Regions from separate parts of the Homo sapiens genome. Here regions 2 and 3 are each linked to region 1. A link is a loop called in an ENCODE intact Hi-C map of the cell type or tissue named here. Cell type or tissue: PC-3. All regions are shown on one strand. Region 1 overlaps RUNX1 (RUNX family transcription factor 1). Region 2 overlaps RUNX1 (RUNX family transcription factor 1). Region 3 overlaps RUNX1 (RUNX family transcription factor 1).

The links. Hi-C counts contacts between places; a loop is a spot of excess contacts. Peaks named below come from ENCODE experiments on the same cell type or tissue, not always from the same donor. Only the 100,000 strongest peaks of a DNase experiment are listed, where the experiment ranks them.
Region 2: it touches region 1 in a loop (3.0-fold over the local background); 10 of 110 quality-filtered maps call a loop at or near these places.
Region 3: it touches region 1 in a loop (3.0-fold over the local background); 8 of 110 quality-filtered maps call a loop at or near these places.

The regions. Positions count from the first base shown.
Region 1 is chr21:34,895,667-34,903,666 of GRCh38, reverse strand. All of the region lies in intron 2 of RUNX1 (RUNX family transcription factor 1), which reads left to right. Among named protein-coding and RNA genes, the nearest start is that of RUNX1-AS1, 63 kb to the right of the region's middle. In PC-3, no CTCF peak of the experiment used is centred here; a DNase peak (open chromatin) is centred at 3,046; H3K4me3 peaks cover 367 bases; H3K27ac peaks cover 1,596 bases.
Region 2 is chr21:35,016,128-35,024,127 of GRCh38, reverse strand. The region is part of intron 2 of RUNX1 (RUNX family transcription factor 1); the gene reads left to right. Among named protein-coding and RNA genes, the nearest start is that of RUNX1-IT1, 19 kb to the left of the region's middle. In PC-3, no CTCF peak of the experiment used is centred here; a DNase peak (open chromatin) is centred at 4,407; H3K27ac peaks cover 1,731 bases.
Region 3 is chr21:34,961,904-34,969,903 of GRCh38, reverse strand. All of the region lies in intron 2 of RUNX1 (RUNX family transcription factor 1), which reads left to right. Among named protein-coding and RNA genes, the nearest start is that of RUNX1-IT1, 74 kb to the left of the region's middle. In PC-3, no CTCF peak of the experiment used is centred here; DNase peaks (open chromatin) are centred at 2,223 and 4,203; H3K4me3 peaks cover 1,105 bases; H3K27ac peaks cover 4,091 bases.

The DNA.
Region 1 (8,000 bases):
TTATTATTTAATTGACAAATGTAGATATCTCAGCACTTCCTTCACAGATCAAGACCTTGTAAGCAAGACTGAGATCAAGGTCTTACTCTGGATTCTTGAGTAGACTTTCTATGTCCCAAAACAAATAGGTGATTCGGCACCCAAAATTTAGCTAAAGCTTCTATATTCCCTTTCTAAGGAATTCTGCTATGTTTGTGGGAAATTTCTCTATAGTCTATATGGGATCATAAATAGGAAAAATTTTATTTTAGTAAAAAAGTCACAAATTTGAGGTAGTAACAGTTGTAATAATAATAATGAAGCTTATCTGTTTATTGAATAGGAATTAAACTATATTGTACATCCATATTATTTTTAAACTATTATTTTGTAATATACATAGTGAAACTTCACTAATTTGGTGGGCATGGAGTAAACAGAATTAATCAAAGAGCTGAATTGTAATATTTTTAGTGATTATAATAATAAATTATTTTGGATAACACTGAGTAACTGTGGGTCTATTCTCAATCACCATGTAAATTATAGAATACGATAGCAACATGTCTGTGATTTTCTAGAAGATGCAGAATCTCAGAGTTATTTTTATGTGTATACTTGTTTTAAATCATATCTTCTTGAATCTGCTTTTTAAAACAGGCAATACTTATGTGAAATTAGAGAAAACCTATGTGAAATGGGAAAGTCCTTAAAATGTCCTATCTCTAGTTGATTCTGGGTCCTCTTTTTCCTTCCTGGCCCCTTCCCACTCGAAACCCAAGTTCACTCTAGCCATATGCTGACATGGGTAAGCACCAGACCCGGGCCGATTTCCCACAATTCCAAGTGGCATTTGCATAAATGTTCCTGGAGCTGGAAAACCCACCTTGTCCAAGCCTCTTGTTTTGTGGATGAGGAGGCTGAGGCTGGGGCAAGGTAAGTAACTAACTTGCTCACATGGCTAGTAACAAACTTCCTACAGGTTCCTCTACCTTATGAGATAGTGAGTACTCCTGCACTCAAATATATTGGGGTTCATGTTAATTGCATGAATTAATCCAGTCATCAATAACTCTAAATCTTAAATTTTGAATTTGGAATCTGAGTGAATGATTACCTAGCTATCATTTGAAGATAATATATTTGTGTGTGTGAATCTCATGTATACCTTTATATAGAATATATATGTATTTATGTCTTTATAATATATATTGATGTCTTTACTCCAAGTATCCAAGAATTAGTTGTCCATGTAGAAATTTGCTGTTTCAGCCAGCTTTGGGGTATTTCCTTTGCCTGTCCTGTACCCACCATTGTCCACATTTAAGGTCTAACATAGACCTACCTACTGCTCTACCAGCTCACCAAGGGTCGTCTTATCAAGCTGGTCTGCAGTTAATCCCCTACCCTCCTCCCTTCAAGAACCAATTAAAATCACTCTGTTATTTTTGAACACAAAAGTTGCTTAAGGAAAAAATACTTTCTATCTCATAATTCTCCTAGTGAAAGAGTAAATTATAAACACAAAGAATCCAAATAAATGATTCTGTTTGGGAAGGAGCATTTGCTGTGGGATAGCATGTGGGACATGAGGAACAGGACCCCTGCTTTCAATTCATACATTCATTCATTTCTTTTTTACTCAACTTAGAAAAATCATGTCACATTTCCTATTCATTGTGGTGGAAATAGCTTTAAATATATTAACTAAAATGCCTCAAATAAAGCAGATTACAAAAGAAAGCAGACTCCAGAAGTATTAGCAACTTTATAGACTCTGCATCTATCATCCACCAGAAAATCTTACTAGTGTGACATTCGCCAATTAGGGAACTGAAAGCCATGGACAAGTCCCTAAACTCCCCTCCCTGGAGCGCAATTTTCAGATGCTCCACTTGGATACTTTCTCACAATGCTTAGCTGAAGGATATCACTCGAAGAGAAGACTGGTTTCATGTGGAGAGTGACTTCTCAGTCTATCTCTTAAAACATAACCTCTGTCTGTAGCTGACGGAACCAAAGAGCATGTGGAGAAGGGCCCACACCAAAGAGAATGTGGAGAAGGGCTCACACCCTTTCCAGGGTCCACACGTTGGCCCCTTAACCTCTGTCTTCAACCCGTAAGACTAACAGATAGAAACTGGTATTGTTATTATTATTATTATTATTTATTTTTGAGACGGATCTGGCTCTGTCCCCCAGGTTGGAGTGCAGTGGTGCCATCTCAGCTCACTGCAACCTCCGCCTTCCGAGTTCAAGCGATTCTCCCGCCTTAGCCTCTCGAGTAGCTGGGACTACAGGCACGCGCCGCCACCACGCCCAGCTACTTTTTTTATTTTCAGTAGAGACGGGGTTTCACCATGTTGGCCGGGCTGGTCTCAAACTCTTGACCTCATGATCCACCCGCCTCTGCCTCCCAAAGTGCTGGGATTACAGGCGTGACCCACCGTGACCAGCCAGAAACTGTTATCTTTGCACAAAAGAGACACTTGGACCTTCAGGGGTTCCCAGCAGCCCCTTAAGAACCAACACAGGCAAGTAGGGGCAGTGGTTTCTGTTGTGAACCTCTCCCCACATTCCCGCTCCTTGGTTATTTCTTCTGATGAGGATGGATTCCATAGCTTAGACCATTAGACCAGTAGCTCCCTCACTGAATTGATCTATTACTGTGTTTTAACTGGTAGATTGCCAGCAAACTGAAACATTGATGGCTTTTTGAAAAATTTATATGCTATATTTCAAAATAAACCTGTTTATAGGAATTCCTATTTGAGAGTGAGTATCGTTTAACCAATTGGAAATTCTATTTTAAAATCATGGCCTATTAAAAATAGAACCTCCAATTTCTGATCCATAATGCTTATATTTAAAAATACGTCAGGTGTGTTTCATAGGGAACTGGTTTTGCTGGAAAAGAAAGGGACAGGAGATGCTTTTGTAATATTGTTTCCGAGCTCAAGGAAACCAAAGCACTGTTTTATAGGCTGAGGCATGCATGACTGGTGAATGTTAAGTGGAAATGAACAATGTGTGAGATTAACTTGTGGCTATCCATGGCTGTAAAAATGCATTAGTGGTGTTGTCAGTGGTTAGTAGGCCTTTGCAACTCAGTTATTGCTGCTGAGTATGTGTGTTCTTCCACCTTTGAGTCAATCAAGTCATGCTGTAATAAAAATTCTGAACTTTGCTTCAGGACAGCTCAGAGGGAAAACACGAGTCAAGTAAGATGCACTATTTAGTGGTCCTCACTAACAGCAGTTTAAAAACAGCTCACTCAAGCACTAGCAGACTAGTAGCAAAATTGCTATCCAGGGTGAATTGTGTTTTGAGTGGTTCCTGTAGAACTGTACTGTCCAATATGGTAGCCACTAGCCACAAATGAGTATTGACCACTTGCAATGTGGCTAAACCAAATTGAGATGCGCTATAAATGTAAAATACACACAGACTTTTGAAGACATAGTACAGAAACAAAAGAAAAATGTAAAATAGCTCATTAATAATTTTCATATTGATTACATGTTCAAATGACAATGTTTTCAATAGATTGGGTTAAATAAAACATATTAAAATTTATTTTGCCCATTACTTTTTTAATGTGGCTACTAGAAAATCTTAAATTATGTATATGACTCTCATTATATTTCTATTGGATGTGCTGCTCTAGAATAAGAAAGAATGTCCACATAGCTTTTGTTTGTTTTTTGTAGAGATGGGGTCTTGCTATGTTGCCCAGGCTGGTCTCAAACTCCTGTGCTCAAGCAATCATCCAGCCTTGGCCTTCCAAAGCACTGGAGTTAGAAGCTTGAGCCTCTGAATTCAGCCTGTCCTAATGGTTTAAAGGCAACTTGTCAGGATCTAATAAGGAAATTTGACTGGTAATACAATGTTTTGACCATCTTGCAAGCTGCTGGCTGCAACCGGGCACTCTGCAGGCAAACTGCATGGGCTGAGAATGGGTGAGCTGATTACTAAATCTTAAGTGTCCTCATTTGTAAAGTGAAGGGAGTAATGATGGACCACTCACTGCTCAAGAATTAAATGGGATAATGTATGTAAAGCAGCTCCTTGTGAGGCCTGATAGAAGATGTACTGGTGACTTCTATTACCATACTTGTCTTGGTCAGCTCAGGCTGCTATAACAAAATACCACAGACTGGGTGGCTTAAACAGCAGACATGTATTTCCTCACAGCTCTGGAGGTTGGGAAGTCTGAGATCAGGGTACCAGCACGATTGGGTTCGGTGGAGGGAGGGAGGGAGAGAGAGAGAAAGAGAGAGAGAGAGATCAATCTGGTCTTTTCTTATAAGAGCATTAATCCCATCATGAGGACCCCAGCCTCACAACCTCATCTTAATCTAATCACCTCCCACATATCCTACTCATAGCAGCACATAGAGGATTAGGGCTTCAATGTGAATTTTGGAGGGATACAAACATTCAGGCCATAACAACAGCTTAAAAAGTCCAATCGCACCAGGCGTGGTAGCTCACACCTGTAATCTCAACACTTTATGAGGCCGAGGTGGGCAGATCACTTGAGGTCAGAAGTTCGAGACCAGCGTGGACAACATGATGAAACCCCATCTTTACAAAAAATACAAAAAGTACCTGGGCATGGTGGCACGTGCCAGTAATCCCAACTTCTCAGGAGGCTGAGGCAGGAGAATCACTTGAACCCAGGAGGTGGAGGTTGCAGTGAGTGGAGATCATGCCACTGCACTCCAGCCTGGGTGACAGAGTGAGACTCTGTCTAAAAAATAAAAATAAAAAGTTCTATCTGAGATACTGGATCCTCCAACTCTGAGTGCAGACCTTGAACCAGCGGCAGTGGCAACACTGGGAGCTTATGGGAAACCAAGAATCTCAGGCTTCTTCCGAGACCTGCTGAGGCAGAATCTGTAGTTAACCAGACTCACAGGGGCTCAGGTACGCATTCACTTTCTGCAGTGCTGCCTAGGGAATTTAAAGGTGAGTAAAACACAGCCTCGCTGGCAAGGTGTTCACAATCCACTGGTGCGTTTGTGTGGGAATGAGAGTGAATCTAGAGAGATGAAGACAATTATCTGGTGGGCTGTTAGGAGGCTCAATAAAAAACACCCCTGCTCTCCGGTGATCCACAATCAACAGTGAGATGACAAAGGAGTCAAGCAGATGGAGATAAAAATACCAGCTTGGTCACTGATAGAACTTTTGGAGAGCATGGCTTAGGTATGTGGCTTCCTGCTACTGAGCTCCAGAAATAGGGAGACTCACTCACCAATACCCAAGCAGTGTCTCCCCAAAAGAATAAGGAGAGGGAAAGAGCATGCCCAGGGTACTTGTTTTCTTATTGCTGTAAAACGAGCAAATTGCCAAGCTTAGCACCTTAAACAAATTTAGCCCACAGTTCTGCAGGTCGGAAATCTGGTGGTGCTGTACTAGATTCTCTGCTCACAGCTTCATAAGGCCAAAAATCCAGGGGTTGGATAACCTGAGCCCTTACTTGAAGGCTTTAGGGAGAAATTCACCTCCAAGCTCATGCAGGTAGTTGGCAGAATGCAATTCCATGGGGCTGTAGCATAGTGGCCCTCGTTTCCTTGCTGGCTGTCAATCAGGGGTCACCCTCGGCATCTAGAGACTGCTCTCTAGTTCTTGCAAGTGCCTGCTCTGTCTTCTAGCTACAATGCTGACTTCACTTCTGCCCCAGCCTGAGAAAACACTGTGTTTGTAATGGTCTCCTGTGATTAGATTAGGGCTACCAGGAAAATCTCTCTGTTGCATGAGTCAAAGCCAACTGATTAGTAACCTTAATTACATATGCAAAAAAAAATCTCTTTTTTTCCATGTAACATAACCAGAGCATGACAACTCATCATATTCCCAGCCCCAGGGATTAGGGTGGAAAGTTTGAGGGGTTCATTTTATGCTTCTGCCTTCTACAACCAGTTTCTGCTTCCAACGCTACTAACTAGGTAATTCAATCTTTTATGGTGGAGGAGGAATGAGGGTGTAAAAAGAGGTCAAGAGTTTTACACTAAGGAATGTTGTTCCACATGGAAACCTGAAGCCAGGGAAGGGGTGGTTCCACCACTTCCTCTCACCCGCCCCACCACCCAATATATTTAAATAGCTATAACCCAAAATATATTATAATTCAAGTCACATAGGAGATGTGGAAATGATGATAAAGCATGTGATTGGTCTTTAAGAGGCAATTTCACCTGAGGCAGAAGGATCTGCCCCCCTCCAAGATGAGGACAGGAAGGGTAGCTCTTAATCCTGCAGAACTGTGCTAAAGACCTTGCATTGAATTCCAGATGCCCAGGAGAACACAGCAGAACTATGGTGCAGGAGACTAATCTGGAAGTACTGTATACAATTAGCAGGAACCCCCTTTTTCAGAGATCTTTGTAAGAAATCTTCAGAGAGGTAATGAGAACTTGAACCAGAATGATGTCAATAGGAATTGAAAGGTGGGGGCCGAATTGTTATCAACCAAAGAAATCAAAAAGAGATCTTGGCAACAGACTGGATGAGGGCAAAGATCAATCCATGGATCCAAGTCTGGAAACTGGGAGAATGATGGTGCAGTGGGGAAAACAAGAGGAAGACCTGGGTTGAAGTGGAAACTGATGAATTTTATTTTCAGTAAAATACACATGGCAAACACTAATTTTCTCAGGTTGCTTCCATCTTACACACATGCACACATATATATACACAAACACCTCTCAACACTGGTCTTTCTCTCCTCCTGCTACCTCACCAGTTTCCCTCCCTCCTCCAACAAATTTCATTCTCTCCTTCCCTACATCCCATTCGCTTTCTACTCTCTGCTCCATTTCTGCTGCTGCCACTCAACTGAAGCTCCTTTGGCAAAGGTTACATGGCACTCTCTGTAGACAAATCCAGTGGAATATTTTCATATTTTCAGTCCTTGTTTTCATGGCCCCTTTGTGGCCTTTGGGCCATGGTTTTCCTCCAAAGCTGGCATTTTCCTTTATTCTTTTCTTTTCTTTTTATGAGACAGAGTCTCATCCTGTCTCCTAGGCTGGAGTGCAATGGCACAATCTTGGCTCACTGCAACCTCCGCCTCCTGGGTTCTAGTGATTCTCCTGCCTCAGCCTCCTGAATAGCTGGGATTACAGGTGCCCACCACCATGTCTGGCTAATTTTTGTATTTTTAGTAGAGACAGGGTTTTACCATGTTGGTCAGGCTGGTCTCGAACTCCTGACCTTAGGTGATCCACCTGCCTTGGCCTCCCAAAGTGCTGGGATTACAGGCGTTAGCCACCATGCCCGGCTGCATTTTCCTTTACTCTTATTACTTATTCTCTCCTCTTTCTTTTCCTAGCTCCATCTCCTTGGTTGCTCCCTCTTCTGCTCACCCTGGAATGTTGATAATCCCAGAACCTGAGAATGGTCTCTTCTCACTGGAAACAGTCTCTGAAACTAGCATAGAGTTTGATTGTACCCTAGATACAATCTGAAACTACAATAGATATTCTAAGGATGTTCAGCTCATTATTTCTACATGAAACCTCTCCCCAGAATTCCTGTTTTCCCCACCAGCACCTCCTATTCTGTTCTGGGCATCCAAAGCTCAGAGAGACATCACGATGTCTCTCTGTAAACCCGCTGTTTCTGGTCTTCTCTACTACTATTAAAGGACAGATGCTGGGGAGACTCCTCCCCCTCCCTCACCTCAATCCCCTCTTCCATCTCCATTGCTTAATCCAGATCCTCATGACCCCTTGTCTGACAACTGCTATAGCTCCCCACTCCTCATCTCTACTCCCTCCAACTCACCGAGCTGTTGTTGACAGACTTATTTTTCTAATATATATATTAATTTTGTTATTTCCCTGTTTGGCTTTGACAGATCAATTTTCCCGCATGTTGAAGTTCACATTTCCTCAGGTTGCTTGTGCTTCCAATGACCTATCTACGTCTATGTATTTTTGAACTGCTGCACTCCCTCCCCCACTCCCCAACCTGGTCTCAAACCTATGCCCCAACTGTACTGGAACTGACACACT
Region 2 (8,000 bases), 120 kb before region 1:
CCAGAACGTAAACAAACATATGGAGGCACCTAGCTGTAAAGTAGGCTGGGAAATACAGTCTTTTGCTGTGCAGATATGTGCCAGGCTAAATATTTATTTGTTTATTGATTTGTATTTATTTAATATGTTGATATATATTTATAATTAGTATATAGTATATATGTAAACTATATAAATATAGTAAAATATATAATAATTTAATACACACATATATAATAAAATATATTTCACCTAATATTTAATTTATGTGTTTATTATTTTTACAAAAGAAGTCTGTGACACCATAAAACTGGTACCCACAGATGCTCTCCTTATTCTCACTTCCACCCATCCTCAATTGTGTACCCACTTGTGAGCCGTCACTCCTGTAAATCAGGCAATGTTGACTGGATTCCTGTGCCCCCCTTTCATTTCCCACCCTCAGGCTCCAGTCCTGTCTTTATCCAGATGCATTCACAGCTGGAGACTAGCCAGGAGAGAAAGCAAACCATTGGCCTCAATGAGGCAGGGCTGGAGACCAAAGTGCAGGGAAGCCCTACTCTGCCCTGCTAGCCCCGCAGGTCAACTTGAACCACCTGAGTGCCTCTGGCCTCCCGGCTAGGGAGGAGACAGTCATCCACAGTCCAGCCCCCTGCCATGAGCTGCAGCCTCAGTCTGATCCACCCACCCACCTGGGACAGGGAGAGAGTGACAGAGGAGAAGGGAAATGCTTGCAGGTGAAAATCTGCCTGCTTTTCCTACAGCAATGACATATGGGCTTCGAGTAGTTTCTGTTTGCATCATCTCACAAGACTTGATTGTTAATTTTCCGGAGTTTTGCAGGCTGGCAGTTAAACAAAGACATCATGCAAAATTAAATTATGCAAACTTAAGAGTTAAACAAAGGCCAGGTGTGGTGGCTCACACCTGTAATCCCAGCACTTTGGGAGGCCAAGGTGGGCTGGTCACTTGAGCCCAGGAGTTTGAGACCAGACTGGGCAACATGGCAAAACCCTGTCTCTACAAAAAAGTACAAAAATTTTCCAGGAATGGTGGCATACACCTGTAGTCCTAGCTACTGAAGAGGCTGAGGCTGAAAGATCACTGGCCCTGGAGACTGAGGCTGCAGTGAGCCGTAATCATGCTACTGTACTCCAGCCTGGGCAACAGAGCAAGACCTTGTCTCAAAAAAAAAAAGGTCAAAATCACTAAAAAATAATCTCCGCCTTATTATTATTATTATTATTATTATTCAAACAGAGTATCATTCATGTTGCCCAGACTGGAGTGCACTGGCGCGATCTCGGCTCACTGCAACCTCCACCTCCTGGGTTCAAGCAATTCTCCTGCCTCAGCTTCCTGAGTAGCCGGGATTACGGGCACCCGCCACCACACCCCACTAGCTTTTGTACTTTTAGTAGAGATGGGATCTCACCATGTTGGCTGGGCTGGTCTCGAATTCCTGACCTCAGATGATCCGCCCGCCTCAGCCTCCCAAAGTGCTGGGATTACAGGCCTGAGCTACAGCGCCCAGCCTCTGCCTTATTATTTTATTGCAGTTTACAAAGATCTATATGCACTTGTTTCTTATCTCTAAATGGTGGAAATGCTCTAACATAGAGTGTTGCTGTGAGAGGAACTATAGTGATCAGCAGTGATTGCTGAAATCTGCACATGTTATAAGTCAAAGCTGTTTATCCTGAAGAGCTGGTTGTTAAATGTTCCCCAGCTCCTGCTGGTTTAGGGATAGGAGATTACTGATACCAGACACCCTTCAGGCACTCCTGCGGGGCGCAGGCTAGAAAACCAGCGGACTCCATCAAGAGTAAGACCGAGAAGGAACCTCTCTTTACCACCCAGCCTATCTCTCAACATGCCCTTGCCTGCACACACCTGGTGCAGACGCTTCCACCCTCTTTCGTCTGTTCAAAGGTAAGCCACATTCCTTTGCCCGGTGCTGCTGGTAAACCACGGAACCGCCAATCAGCTCCTTCAAGACTATTGTCTACACCCGCTCTCAGCTACATGTTAGCCCGTGTTCAGTCTGGAGGGGACAATGATCCCCAGCAAACTGCTTCTGAAGCTGGAGTTGACTGTTTCACAATATAAACACATGTATTTCACATTGATATGTGTCTTGGGGATCATTCTCGCCTGCTCCTGGAGTTCTTGCCAGCCTCTTAAATGGGAACTCCTACCCTTTTGGAAGCATTGAGAGAAGAGCTCTGAGCTTCTATCTGCCTCTGCCTTCTTCCGCCTTATGAGAGGAGAGGCACATCCAATGGGAGAGATTGAGAGAGGCCTTCTGGGGACAGCCTGCCTGATATGGTGCATTCTCCTCTGCCTCTGTCTCCCTGGATGAGGCCTGAGGCAGGGCCCGCTCCCACCCCAGCTATGTCCTGATCTCAGGGCTCAGCAGAGATGAGGTCAGCGCAGGCCCCTGTGGCTGGCTGGGTAGGTCCCTGCAGGTACTTCTCATGCTCTGGAAGAAACCCCAGATGGGCTCTTTCTCCAACTCAACTCTACAAGCAAAATGCTGGTATTTACTTCTTCATTTGATTTCAGGGGTTTATTTCTCAGTTGCTTCAGAGCTTGACATGGGGAAGATAGTAATGTTTAGCTCAGTGTATTTATATATTATGTGTATGTGCACACGCATAGTGCTCATAGTGTATTTAAGTGACTATGTTTGGAGCTTCTATCATTATTGCTTATTCCACAAATAGCACACAGAAACATTTTCCCTGATAGAGAAAAAAATCAGCACCTAGAAAGTTAAGACCATTTATTTAGTTAGTTCATAAACACTTAGACAGTGCTCGCTCGCTATGTGCCAGGAATTGTTCTAGGTGCTTTGCAGATAATAACTCATGTAATCCTCAGAACAATCTTTACATAGTAGATACAGCTATTCACCCCATTTTGCGGATGGGAAACTGAGAAACAGATTGGTGTGCAGGGTTACAGGGCCTGACTCAGACTGACTCAGACTTTCTGGCTCCATGGTTCAATTTTACTTTGCCAGTCATGGGGAATGAGCATACTCCAAAACCTAGGGACAGAGTATCCCTGGTGGACACTGCCAAGATGGAATTTTCTCTTGAGAAAAGACTAAAGCTAAACATGTTATTGTCTCCCCAAAGTCATTACCCAAGTGCCTCAGCCAGCCAGCCTGAAGGTAAGTGGAGATGATGGGAAGCCCCAGATTCTTTGTGGGGACCTCATTCCCCTTCTCAAAGCTACTGACAAGGACTTAGGTCAGAACGTTCCATAAGTCCCCATAGAAGCAAAGTGTACTTTTAAAGGTTGTAAATACATTTTATAAATGAGACACTATTTAAAGGCATTAAACAAGCAACAGACTTCATTTATTTAGTTATTTGGGGGTTTTCTAATCAAGATTCTCACTTGCACATCAGCCTAGACCACAGAGAATCAGTCCTGGCTTAAATCTAAAACTGAGATGGATGATGGGGCAAGAGGAGGAAGTCGATGCAGCAGCCAGGTGACGTTGGCAGCTTCCTCTTCCCCATCCTCGAGGGGACAGTGACTAAGAGAGTACCTGGACCAATGTTTGTGGGTGCTCATGGAAATTCCTTTGCATAAGCCAAACTCTTTCGGGTCTCATTGCCTTCTACTTTATCCTCCCAGATCTCACCTCTGCTTGCTTTGCCTTCTCAATAAAAAGCCTTAGGAACATCCCCAAAGGCCTCAGACATTAGAACTAATTACATCTGTCTTCAGGAGCCACTTTCTCCATGAGGGTGATCAAACCCAAACACAGAAGCACTGTGTTTTCTACCCGTGGGTCACAGCAGCCCAGGATTCATCTCTGCTCCATTAAAAGCATGATGCTATGATGAAAAATGCTCAAGGGATCATTCTTTTGTTTATTACCAGGTCCTCTGGAAAGTAAGGTCGGGGAGGAACTAATGAAAACTTTCTATAGAGAAGGGGAACAGTTGTGCTATTTTGGTTAAAAAAAAAATCTAATTGCAACTCTTAAAGATTTAGAAAATAATACTTTTTCAGTTTTTTTATTGCTATATATACAGTATTAAATCATTTTGACTTGTTTTGCTGTTTTCCATATTTGAAATATCTGGAATTGGGAAACCCTAAGACCCAAGATGAATCCTGGTCCGCCTAAGACTATGTAAACAGCCCATTATCTGCTTCCCCGATACCAAGTTTGTCATGAAATTGACAGCTTCCTGATAAGGGCTTTCTATTTCTATAACCAAGCAGCCCTTCGCTAGAATCTTCTGGGGTCAGGAGAAAGTTGAAGCCGCGTGCACTGATCAGTGCACGATTTTCCCAGTGAGTAGCTGTGTGCAAAGGGCAATGCTAATTGTCCCCTTGTTCTGGCGATGGACTTGGCTTCGGCAGGTTTGGGTTTATGATTAACTAGGCAGAAGGCTGATTGTGGTTGTCGATCCCTTCCCTGGAAGGTTGTTTGCATAGGTCTTATTCAGCTTTCTGGGGGGTGTGGGTGTGATCCTGTGTGAGGTGCAGAGGCTCAAGGGCTCAAGGAGGTTTGCCACATTTTCTTGCTGTGATTCCAGAATGCTTTGTCCGAATATAGATAATCATTGAATTATTTTAATTTTTTCAGCATTAGCATTTTCTATGAGGTTGTTGCTAACTTGCTCAGTGCACTGGCAGTATTATGCCAGGCCTCTTACAGACATAAAAGAAAGCTATGTATCTTTGTCTCCCAGCAGTTTGAGGACAGAAGACATATACCTGTGGAATAGGTGGGGAGAATCTTAAACTGCACAGGACTAAGCAGGGCATGCAGTAATACCATAGCCATTCAGACGACTGGAAGGCTAGAAGGTGTCTCGAGCCATTACAGAGGACTCAGGTCAACTTAGGATTTTGCTGTTAAAGGAGAACAGGGAAAGGTATCCAGGAGAAGAAAGCAGCACCTGCAAGGCAGGAAGTGCCAGGTGTGGTTGAGGACGATGAGTGGATCACTTCAAATGAAGGGGATGCAGTGTTAGAAGGTAATGATGGGATGGTTGACCAGTTCAGGTTAGCCCAGGCCAATCTAAGCCAGATGGTAAGACTTCCTCCTGAAGGCAGTAGAGACCTATGGAGACTTTTGAGCTGAAAGTGTGGTGAAATTATTCCCTGTTTCCCTTCAACCCCCAAAGAAAACCAAGCTGCCTTTGTTCGAACAACTAACGTTGGCTGAGGGTGCTTGGAGAGTCAGCCCCAAGCTAAGTCTTAGGCCTCCAAAAAGATTAAGATAATCCCTATTCCTGAGGGGTTCCTGATCTCATGCAGGTTCACTGCAGATCGTTGGGCAGGTTGGACACTGTACAAAGGCACCCCACTGAGGGGGACTGTGGGAGGTGAAATCCAGCCTTGGCTCTGCTTGCCAAATCAAGGGTCCCAGGGTGAGGTGTGACTGCGTAGAGGAAGGGGCACCTTTTTCAAACAAAAGGATCATCCACTCACCAAGCTGTGTTCCTGAGGGGCTGCGTATGTCCAGAGTGCCTTATTTAATTCCCCCAAGTTAAGTGATAATTCAAACGATATCAGATCACACTAAGAAATCAAATTACTTGGGCCTACAGAGGAAAGATTTCTTATGAAAGGTTTGTAAGATATATGCATTCGTCCGCTCAGGCTGCAAAGTACCACCGACTGGAGGACTCAAGCAACAGAAATTTATTTTCTCCCAATTCTGGAGACTGGAAGTCTGGGATCAAAGTGTTGGCAGGGTTGGTTCCTTCTGACAGCCATGAGGGAAGGATCTGTTCCAGGTTCACCTTTTGAGATACTAGGGGCTGGGCCTTGGAAATATGAATTTGGGGCCAGGCGCAGTGACTTATGCCTATAATCCCAGCACTTTGGGAGGCCGAGACAGGCAGATCACTTGAGGTGAGGAGTTTGAGACCAGTCTGGCCAACATGATGAAACCCTAAAAATACTAAAAATGCAAAAATTATCTGGACATGGTGGCATGTGCCTGTAGTCCCAGCTACTCCAGAGGCTGAGGCAGGAGAATGGCGTGAACCAGGGAGGTGGAGGTTGACGTGAGCCAAGATTGCACCAGTGCACTCCAGCCTGGGTAACAGAGTGAGACTCCATCTCAAAAAACAAACAAACAAACAAAAACAGGAAATATAAATTTTGGGGTATGGGCACAATTCAGCCAGTAACAATATACTATACTCTCCATATTATTCATTGATTTAATATCTGGGGTGCCCTTGCTGGACCCAAAGCTACCAGCCCTTCCAATTCAAGTGGACAGTTCCACCGTTAAATCTTTGTTCTTTAGCTAAAGACTTTACTTCTTTCTCTGGAAGGACTGCTGGTCCTTTGCACCCGGGTGAATGCCCTGCAGCTCCTTTCCTGAAGACGGCTATGATAAAAGCCCACTGGAGAACACAGAACTATGAGAAGAAAGATGGCTAACACAGACTCCCCAGTGCTCAGTCCCCCAAAACATAGACCCAGAGTGATTCATAGCAGGGCAAACTTAGAGTTCCCACGTTCCCTGCTCATTTGATAGATCAGCACCTTCTGGCCCACGGAGGTGAAATAACTTATCCAAAGTCACACCAGATAGCCTGAAAAGTAGACCTCAGGTGTCCTCATTTCAGTCTCCTTGGCCCCTATCACAACTGGCCCCAATACTCTCTCATGTTTTCCAGTTGCTTAGGCGTGTGTAAAATGAGCCTGATCCCTAACCAAAATGTGACATTCTGACATCTGCAAATTGATGATGCAATTGTCCCCCCACTCTCCTTTCGGCACCCTTTGTTCACTCGGAGCTCCCCTAGCACAATAAGCTTTAGATTCTTCATTCCTGACAAGCCACATAGGTTGTGAGAATTATTTAAATATAAAAAGCACGTGTGCTGATCTGTCAGCATACCCCAAGACTTTGCATATTGAAGTCTCTGATCTCAAACTCTGGAAAGAAAGGCTTTACCCCTATCAAAGGCATTTCTTACCCTAAGAAAGTGGAGGAGGTCTGGGTGCAGGGAACAGAAGGTAGACAAAGACTGATTCCCCACTTCATACCTCCTAAATCACAAGTGAGCCCAGCTTGATTCTGAGGGAGGCCAGCTCCACCCACTCCTTCCCACCCCCTCCCATTTTTGCCTCTTTTCCATTTAAACCCTCACCCCCTTCCCATTACTGCTCTTTGGGCCCTTACTCTGCACTTTATGAGCTTCTCTGCCTGCCACCCACCCCTAGGCCTTGGCTACTCTGTATCAGCTACACACACACACACACACACACAATGTGCACACACTGCAAGTCCCAGAGATTCTACGGATTCTGATACAACAGGCTCTTCAGTAGGCTAATGTAGAGCCTCTTGGATGGGAAGGACATGAAACAGCCCTGGATGGAAGGGGGCCTGGGGCAAGTGCTAAGAGGTCCCCAGCATTCCTGTCTTGGTCCCTTTATACCTGGACCCTTCAGGCCCCAGAAATGGGGTATCAAATGACTACACTAGCCCCTGGACCATGGGTCAGGACAGATTAAGGCTGTTCTGTCCCCTCAGGCAGAAGAAGGAGCAGGATGAGGGAATTGAACTGTACCTATTTTATAATTTGCCTGAGTTTAAGAAAGGGAGAGGATGCTGCTTCTTCCTCCTCCAATATGCAGTCCCTCATCTTAGGACCCAGATCTCCAATTACTTCTGCAGCTGGCGTATGGTGGGCAAAACAAACTCCAATGGGCCTGGGCTATTCCATAAGCCTTATTCCCACTGTAACTTTATTTTAATAGAAAGCTTTACTCAAGCCCCAAACAACTGACTCACCAGTGCTCTTTAGGAGAGAAGCTGTCTACAAGAAGCTGTGTATGTCCTGCAACCTTTGTTCTAGATCAGCCACTTCACCTTGCAGTCACACCCCACGCGCAAGGGAAGCAGAGAGCACTGAAGACAATGGCATGTTGGGTTGCAGAGAAACAGCAGTGGAAATATAGCTAACCATATCCAAGGCCTGTCTTAGGCAAAACTGCAAAACAAGCATTGTTTCCATTAT
Region 3 (8,000 bases), 66 kb before region 1:
TAAAACAATCCTCAAGATGATCAATTTTGCAAAGTAAGCGTGACACCAGTCTTTTGTCTTTCTTTCAGTTCTCATTCCACTTTTGACTTATTTGTGGAAAGTTATAATTAGATTCTGCCTGGCCTTTGTTTTTTTTTTGCTTTAACTGATAAAGCGCTGTAAATCCTGGACATCACCCACGAGTGCAGTCATTTATGAATTTTGCTGTTTTTTTTTTATGCATTGCACCATATGCAGACCCAGCTAAGAGGCATGGGTCCGTGTTCCTGGCATGCAGGAGAGTCACTGAGAGATATCATATGGTCTCCTGGCAGAAGTACAAAGTGCCTCTCGCTGTTTGATCTACTGTCTTAAACTTAAATGCAAAATCTGATAATTGGGTCAGGCAGAAGAAACTGAGCAATAAAGTTCTTTTCATTTCCTTTTGCTATTTCTCCACGTTTCATCTTTTCTTCCTTTCTTGTCCTCTCTTTCTCCCATCCCCATTTTCTGTGTTTTTTTTTTCTCTGTTGGCCCCTGCAGGAGACAGCCTGCCCTGTGAGTAGAATGGATTAGAAGAGATGGGTTTGTGGCTAGACAACCTGTCAGAGGGTCCCCAGTCACCTCCACCTGCTCCCTGCTCTATGCGCATTTTTGCTCCATTAGCAACCACACTGGGTAACCATCTTCAGCTTGCAAACACCAAAGTCGTGGCAGGTTTACATGTTGAGAAATATTACTGCCTTTTCAGACAGGGTTGTGTTTGATGTAAAAGGAATTCATCGTAGTCGCCCCGGTTTGGGCCATTAAGCAGACAGAGGCCTGTACTTCAAAGGGCGCAAGAGATAAATGAAAACTGAACTTCCTCTTCACACTGAAGGAGACCTGTAATAGGAAAAGCCTGACTTATACCTTTCTGCTCAACAGTTTCTAAATGGGGAGGCAGAACTCTTCCTTCTTGATTTCATCACTCCAAGAACTATTGCAGAATTGCCGGCGGGGTTACTGAATTGTTTTAGCTACATGTAGAACCACGTAGGTCTCCTAAAATACATGAATTTGGCACTCGCTGCAGAGTTCAGAAAAGTTCAGAAATGACAACACTTTCTGTTAGCATCATTCTTTCAAATCACAAAGGGCAGTTACCCTCAGGTGAATCATAGAAGTTTTCCACAGATCAGACCACCTGCTCACAGTAGTAGATGCTGCATGGATACCCTCAAGCAGAGTTGGAATGTTCCAGAAACTCCTGGGGTTTGGGGAGGGGGTGCCTGGCAGCCAGGCACACTGGTTGTCCTCATCTACACCCCGTACTGATATTAGTATAGACAATCAGCTGGACTCAGGATAAAGAACATTCTAGAGGGTCTTAGTCTTGAATAAGAAGGCAACAGGGAGGCCACTGAGGAGCGGTAAGGTAGGAAAGGTGTTTGCCTCATGAGGATGTGGAGGATAAGTTTTCCCAATGGTAGCAAAGCCACCCTCTTCCGTGCTGGCTGCCCCACCTGTGGCTCCCCAGGCCACCGCTTTCGGAGGGTCTTGTCCCACATTTGGACTCTTCAGAGGCCACGCCAAAGGACCCTTTCTACCAGGACCTCCATTTCTGAAGCTTCCTAGCATCCTCTCTGATGATCCCATACTGCCTTGCAGCTCTAAGAGACTCTGCGAAGAGACACATTGCTTTGGAGGAATCAGCCCCAGGCCAAAGCAACAAGCAACACCAGAGTCCTGCGGAGAGCTGAGAAGCAACTCGCCCACTCAGACATAGACACACAGATGGACAAACTGGGATGCAGTCCTGGATCTAAACAACTCTGCAACCTGCCTCCTGGGGACATTCACGCCCTTGCCACAGTTGCAGGAAGCTGGATCGGGCGTTTGGGGCTGGTGAGGGAAATACAGCAGCCTGGAAATGTCAATCAGTGTTTTTCTCAGACTTTAAGGCACTGGGAAGTGGGGCCAGGGAGGCGTCCACTGTTTCTCTAGTTGCCTCAGCCACAGCACCTACATTAAGGAGGCTGCAAAACTGGTTTCAATCTGACGTGGAAAAGATGTCTTTCAGCAATTGGTGATTATATGAATTGCCACTCCCTTCGATGGAAGCTGCCTTGGAAATAAAGGCAGTTGCCCTAGTGAGTTCAGTGTGGTTTTGTCAGTCTTCTAGCTGCAGTCTTTCACTCAAACATTTGAGACCCTGCTAGGGAGAGCTCAGAGGATCCCAGTGTTGGGATTAATGAGTCACCCTCACTGTCACAATCACCTCAGGCCTCGTCATTTTATGTAATGTGACTCTGTGTCACTTCTCACCACTATGGGGCTGGAGAATCCTTTTCTCTTTAAAACACTACATTAGACCTTTTCAACTTAACACCAGACTCTTAGACACCCTGTGCATGCCTGCAAAAGGGCTGATTTGAGACAACACTGAGATCCTGTGTTCAGGGCTGGATGGCGAAGTTCAGCCTCCCCCGTGACACTGACGTGGCACAGTTGAGTCTCGGTGGCCTGGTGAGGGGTCCATCCATGATTCCATCAGTCCAGACGAAAGCTCAATGGGAAAACGCTATTCTTCTTTTTTTTTTTTTTTTTTTTTTTTTTTTTTTTTGAGACCGAGTCTCACACTGTCGCCTGGGCTGGAGTGCAATGATGCGATTTTGGCTCACTGCAACCTCCACCTCCCAGTTTCAAGCGATTCTCCTCCCTCAGCCTCCCAAGTAGCTGTGATTACAGGCGCCTGCCACCATGCCTGGCTAATTTTTTGTATTTTTAGTAGAGATAGGGTTTCACTATGTTGGCCAGGCTGGTCTCGATCTCCTGACTTCATGATCCACTCGCCTTGGCCGCCGCGCCCGGCCTGGGAAAATACTATTCTTAAAAACACGTTTGTGAATGTGTTTTCATTACATCCCTAAGATTTTTTTCCACTTACTGAAGAAATTGGATAATTGCATGAATAACCTTTTTATTTTTTAAATATGCCCTTACTCTTAGGACCCCTGCGCTCTCCTTCCTTCACCTCATCTGGCACATTTTCATGAAGAGAACGATTTACAGCCACTGCAGTTCTCTCGTTTGTAGCCTCCATCACCATAAAAAGTGAAAATCGAAAACTCTTGGGTGGAAATTAATGTAGATACAACATTACTACAATTCTTTTATGGCGTATATAACCATAATAGCATTTTCAGTGGGAAAAGCAAAAATAAATAGAAGGGCAAATGATGTTAATTTCCATTTGCAGCAAACGCATAATCAGATCAATTATCTGATCCTTGGGGAAAAAGTAAGTTGTCATTGATTGGTGGGGTGAAGCCTTCTCTGAATGTCCATGACAGAGTGAGATACTTATGGTGTTGTACATTGAAAGCAGTCAATGAGGGGGTGTGGGTTGGGGGCTACCTCACGCCTTCCTCTGGACAGCAGGGCAGTAAACCAAAGCATCTTCTTCTCCCTTCATTGGCCATGTGGCTTTAGGCAAGTGGCTTAACCATTTGGAGCTTGATTTCCACATCTGCTAACTGGGGATAATAAAAGTATCCACCTCATAGCATTGTAAGGTTAAATAAATTGATCCATAGAATGCACTTAAAGTGGCGTGAGGCACTTAGTAAACCCTTGAAAAATGTTTGCTTATCATTTATTATTATTTTAATTATTATTCATGATGCAAGGTAAAGAACAACGTTTGGACTTAGATAATGAAAATCCAAATTTAAGCTCCACTACTTTCTTGCCTTGTGATCTTGGGCAAATTAACCACTCTCAGCCTCAGTTTTCTGATCTGTAAAACAGGGCTCTATCTAATGTATAGAAGTGTGCAGATGAAGTGGGGTAAGAAATGCAAGAGCACTATGTAACTGAATGTGAGACCTCACCAATGTGCCTTTCTCCTGGGGACATCAGAGACCCACAGGAGGGGACTGCTCCATCGAGACCGCCCTGGGATGTGGCTGGCACATAGCCATCCCTGTCCTGGCATGCAGCAGTGAGGATGCTTACTTTCCCAAACTGTTAACCACAGGCCACACAGGTGTCACCAGGTGTGACCCTTAGCAATGTCCTCCTCAGCTTCTCTTTGCAGCTCTGGGGCCAGGTCAGAGAATGGCAAGGCACAAGGAGGTAGATACTTGATTCGGAAATGCCCTAGATTTCAGAGCATCCAGCTTCACAGGACTCCCCTGCCTGGGTGTGTGTGTGTGTGCTCTGTGTCACAGATTTTCATCTCGAGAGTCCCATAACTGGTGAGTATGACCACCAGGAATTCTAGGGAGGAAATGGGGCTCCACAGAAAGTAAACAAGGACATGCAGTTCTTTATACAAATATCCTGCATGAACACTCCAAACATCCTTTTTATTTTTTTGCCATGAATGGGAAAAGCTTTTTTTCTCTTTTTTTCTTTTTCGTGTTTTTTTCTTTTGTTTCAAATTCTTCTCTTGGCTCATTGCTCTTAATGCTTTGTCTCCCTAAAAGAGGTACCTATGTAAAAACGGAAGTATCTGGCCCTACGCAGTGGAAAAAGAGACTAAACCCGAGGCTGCGAGATCATCAGGATTGCATAAAAACGCTCCAGATGATTTTTATTTTCCTTTCCTGACTGGTCTGTTACTGCTTTCTGAAAATTTGGAAATAAAGTGTGGATTATAGGGCACTCAGATCTGTGTGTGTAGATGTGTGGATGTGCATGGCAGTGTGTTGGCATGTGTGTGAGGCTGTGTGTGTGCACGTGCGGGAGCATATGAGTATGTGTGCATATGTGAGAGTGTGCATGTTGTGGGGGACTGTGCACTTGTGTGAAAGTGCATGGAAAGGAGTGTATGTGCGTGTGCATGAGCATGTATGTGTGGATGTAGCATGTGCATGGAAGGCTGTGTGTGAGCATGTGTGTGTATTCACATCCCTGCCTACATTGGTGTGTGCACGTATGTGAGTGTGCTTGTGTGTGGTAGGGTGCGTGTGTGAATGAGTACATGCATGTGTACAAGCACATAGGTGCAAGCATAAGTGTGCATGCGTGTGAGTGTGAGCCTGTGTGTACGTGTGTGCTGAGAGCATTGTGGGTGTTGGTGCTTGTCTAGCCAGCCATCATGCCCTCAGGGCAAGTCAGAAGAGATCATAGGTATTTTGCATTCAATGCGCAGGTGAGGAAGCTGAGGCCCAGAGGACATAATTCACCTGGTCACAAAGCTGGTTTGTGGCAGACACTGGATCAGAAACCATCATACTACTTTTCCTTACTCTTTGCTCCTCTCTGAGACATCACCACCTACAAGGCTGATTCCTCACCTCTGCCTCCCTCAACTTTGTACTTCTTCAACATGAAGGCATAGGGCGTGTCTGTAATTCTAGATTAGTACCAAAATGTCCTTTCATGCCAAAAAGCACACAACCTTCCTTTGTCATCTGAACTTCTTTTCTTTTCTTTTTTTTTTTTTTTTGAGATGGAGTCTCGCTCTGTCGCTCAGGCTGGAGTGCAGTGGTGCAATCTCGGCTCACTGCAACCTCTGCCTCCCGGGTTCAAGCGGTTCTCCTGCCTCAGCCTCCCGAGTAGCTGGGACTACAGGCGTGTGCCACCATGCCTGGCTAATTTTTTGTATTTTTAGTAGAGATGGGGTTTCACCATGTTAGCCAGGATGGTCTCGATCTCCTGACCTAGTAATCTGCTCACCTCGGCCTCCCATAGTGCTGGAATTACAGGCGTGAGCCACCGTGCCCGTCCCATCTGAACTTCTTGAGTTCAGCTTCCATGGTGCTGCTGTTGGCATCACTTGTTCCAGGTCACTTGGTTGAGTTTGTTGGTTGTTCTCTGTTCCTCCAGTGGTCAGCACGTATCCCCCAACTGGGCTAGACCCTTATCGCAGTGGCTGATACTTCCTCTCCCTCATCAGTTCTGTGAGTACAGGGGTAAAACCTGGAATGAATGAATGAATGAATGAATGCCATCCCAATCTTCCATCTACATGATAAACTTTATCTATTTGAAATTGAGGCATGCAGGCTCTTAGAATATACAGAGATCAGGTGTGCTGCTTGCTTGTGCCAGGCTCAGGGTTCCTTGTACCTGACAGTCAGGCCCAGTGGGTCTCTCGAAAGCCTCCCTTCTGGAGGAATCTGCTCTCACATTAACTGTGCTCTGGATCTCCCTGTTTCAGCGTCGGGGTAGAGACAGCTGTGCTGAATAATGCCCCATTGATTCACCGTCAAAATCCACATCTTGTCTCGCCTCCGGACCTGCCCAGTTGTGATACTTCTTGGGGGTGGACTATAGCTTGAACAACTTACAGATCAAGGGAGGGAGAATCAAAGGCCACCCTTGGCTGTCAAAGTTCCCTTATTTCAGGTCTTTTCTTCTCCTTCTCCCATGGTTGCTGGGCAAATAGAAGGATGGATGTTGAACCTCTGAGTGCAACCAGCTCACATCATATTTGAAAACATTGAGGTTCAGTGACCAATACTGAGCTGCTCAGTCAGTGGCCAAACTAGGACGAGAGACGACTCTCAGTTCTGGGCTTTTTCATCCTCACGTAGCAGCAACCTGGTCTTACAAGGACTCCTCTCTGCAGGAGCTTTAAAAGGCCACTACTGTCCTGGACAGCCTCTCTGCAGATGTGCCGGGGGGAGGAGTGTCATCTTCCACGTGGACCCAGCACCTTCGTCCCAGTTGGCCATAAACACAGAGCAGTGGTTCAGGGTTCAGGGAAGCCAGGACTGGTCTTTGGAAACCAAAGAGTGTGCTCCTTCGCACCCTAGGTTCTTCGTGGGCGTTTCTTCTGTGCTGCCTGCTGGGCTGAGCGCTTAAAGATACAAACACCAGAGTCCCAGCCCTGTCCCAGGAGGACTGCAGTCTAACCTGTGCTCTGTTAACAGAGTTCTCAGCCTTGACTGCTCCTTAGAACCGCCTTCGGAGCTTTTAAAACTCATTGAGAACAAAGTGCTGATGTTGGGCAAGGGTGTTTCCTCCTTCCCTCCGTTTGCTGGGGGCTCTCTTAGATGATAATAGGGCAGGCCTGTGATGTGGTGGCAAAGTTCAAGAATACATATTCAGATTTTATTCCCATAGCCAAACTCACCAAGGTTGTCAGGACAGTGACAACGGTGAGGCAGGAAAGTGAGCACTGTGGGTCAACCTACTCATTTGCTTCTCAGAAGAAACGCCATGTTCCCCATCTCTGAATCACCCTTTGCAAAATGATTGCAACGCGAATGCGTATGTCTGTGAACGAGGGAGTGGAAACTTGCGTGGTGCATAAATCTGGATTTGGACTGTATAGCCGAGATCTTTTGGCTTAACTTTTTCACCCAAGCACAGCCTCAAAATGCCAGGGTGGCGTGGTAAAGAAAAAACACACAAACAACAATCACATCAATGGTTGAGCAATCTTAAGATTTAACAAAATAGAAGGGAAAAATCTTGCCAGATTACTACAAATTTTTATAAGTCGTTCCTTTACTGGCTGTTTGGTGATATTATCTTTTATATGCTAGCAAAAGGGAAGAGTTAACAGGAGAATGAAAAGCAGAGAAAGAAACTTTCTTTTGGTCAAACAGAACATCCTGTTTTGAGTTCTAAACAAACTCTTAGTTGTGGAGTTCTCAGTCCTTTGCCTCAGGCGAAACACAGCCTCTTCTTCCTAAATGTTTAAAAATATTTAGTGGGAGCAAACAGTGCAATGAACTTCTCAAACATCAAAACAATCTATAAATGGAAAAAAAAGAATTTAAATACAACTTACAGCTGGGCACAGTGGCACATGCTTATAATCTCAACACTTTGGGAGGCCAAGGCAGGAGGATCACTTAAGCCCAGGAGTTTGAAACCAGCCTGGGCAACATAGCAAGTCTCTACAAAAAATTTTTTTTCAAAAATTAATCAGGCAAGGTGGCATGCACCTGTAGTCCCAGCTACTCAGGAGGCTGAAATGGGAGGATCACTTGAGCCCAGGAGATTGAGGCTACAGTGAGTTGTGATTATGCCACTGCACTCCAGCCTCGGTGACAGAGTGAGACTCTGTCTCACAAAAG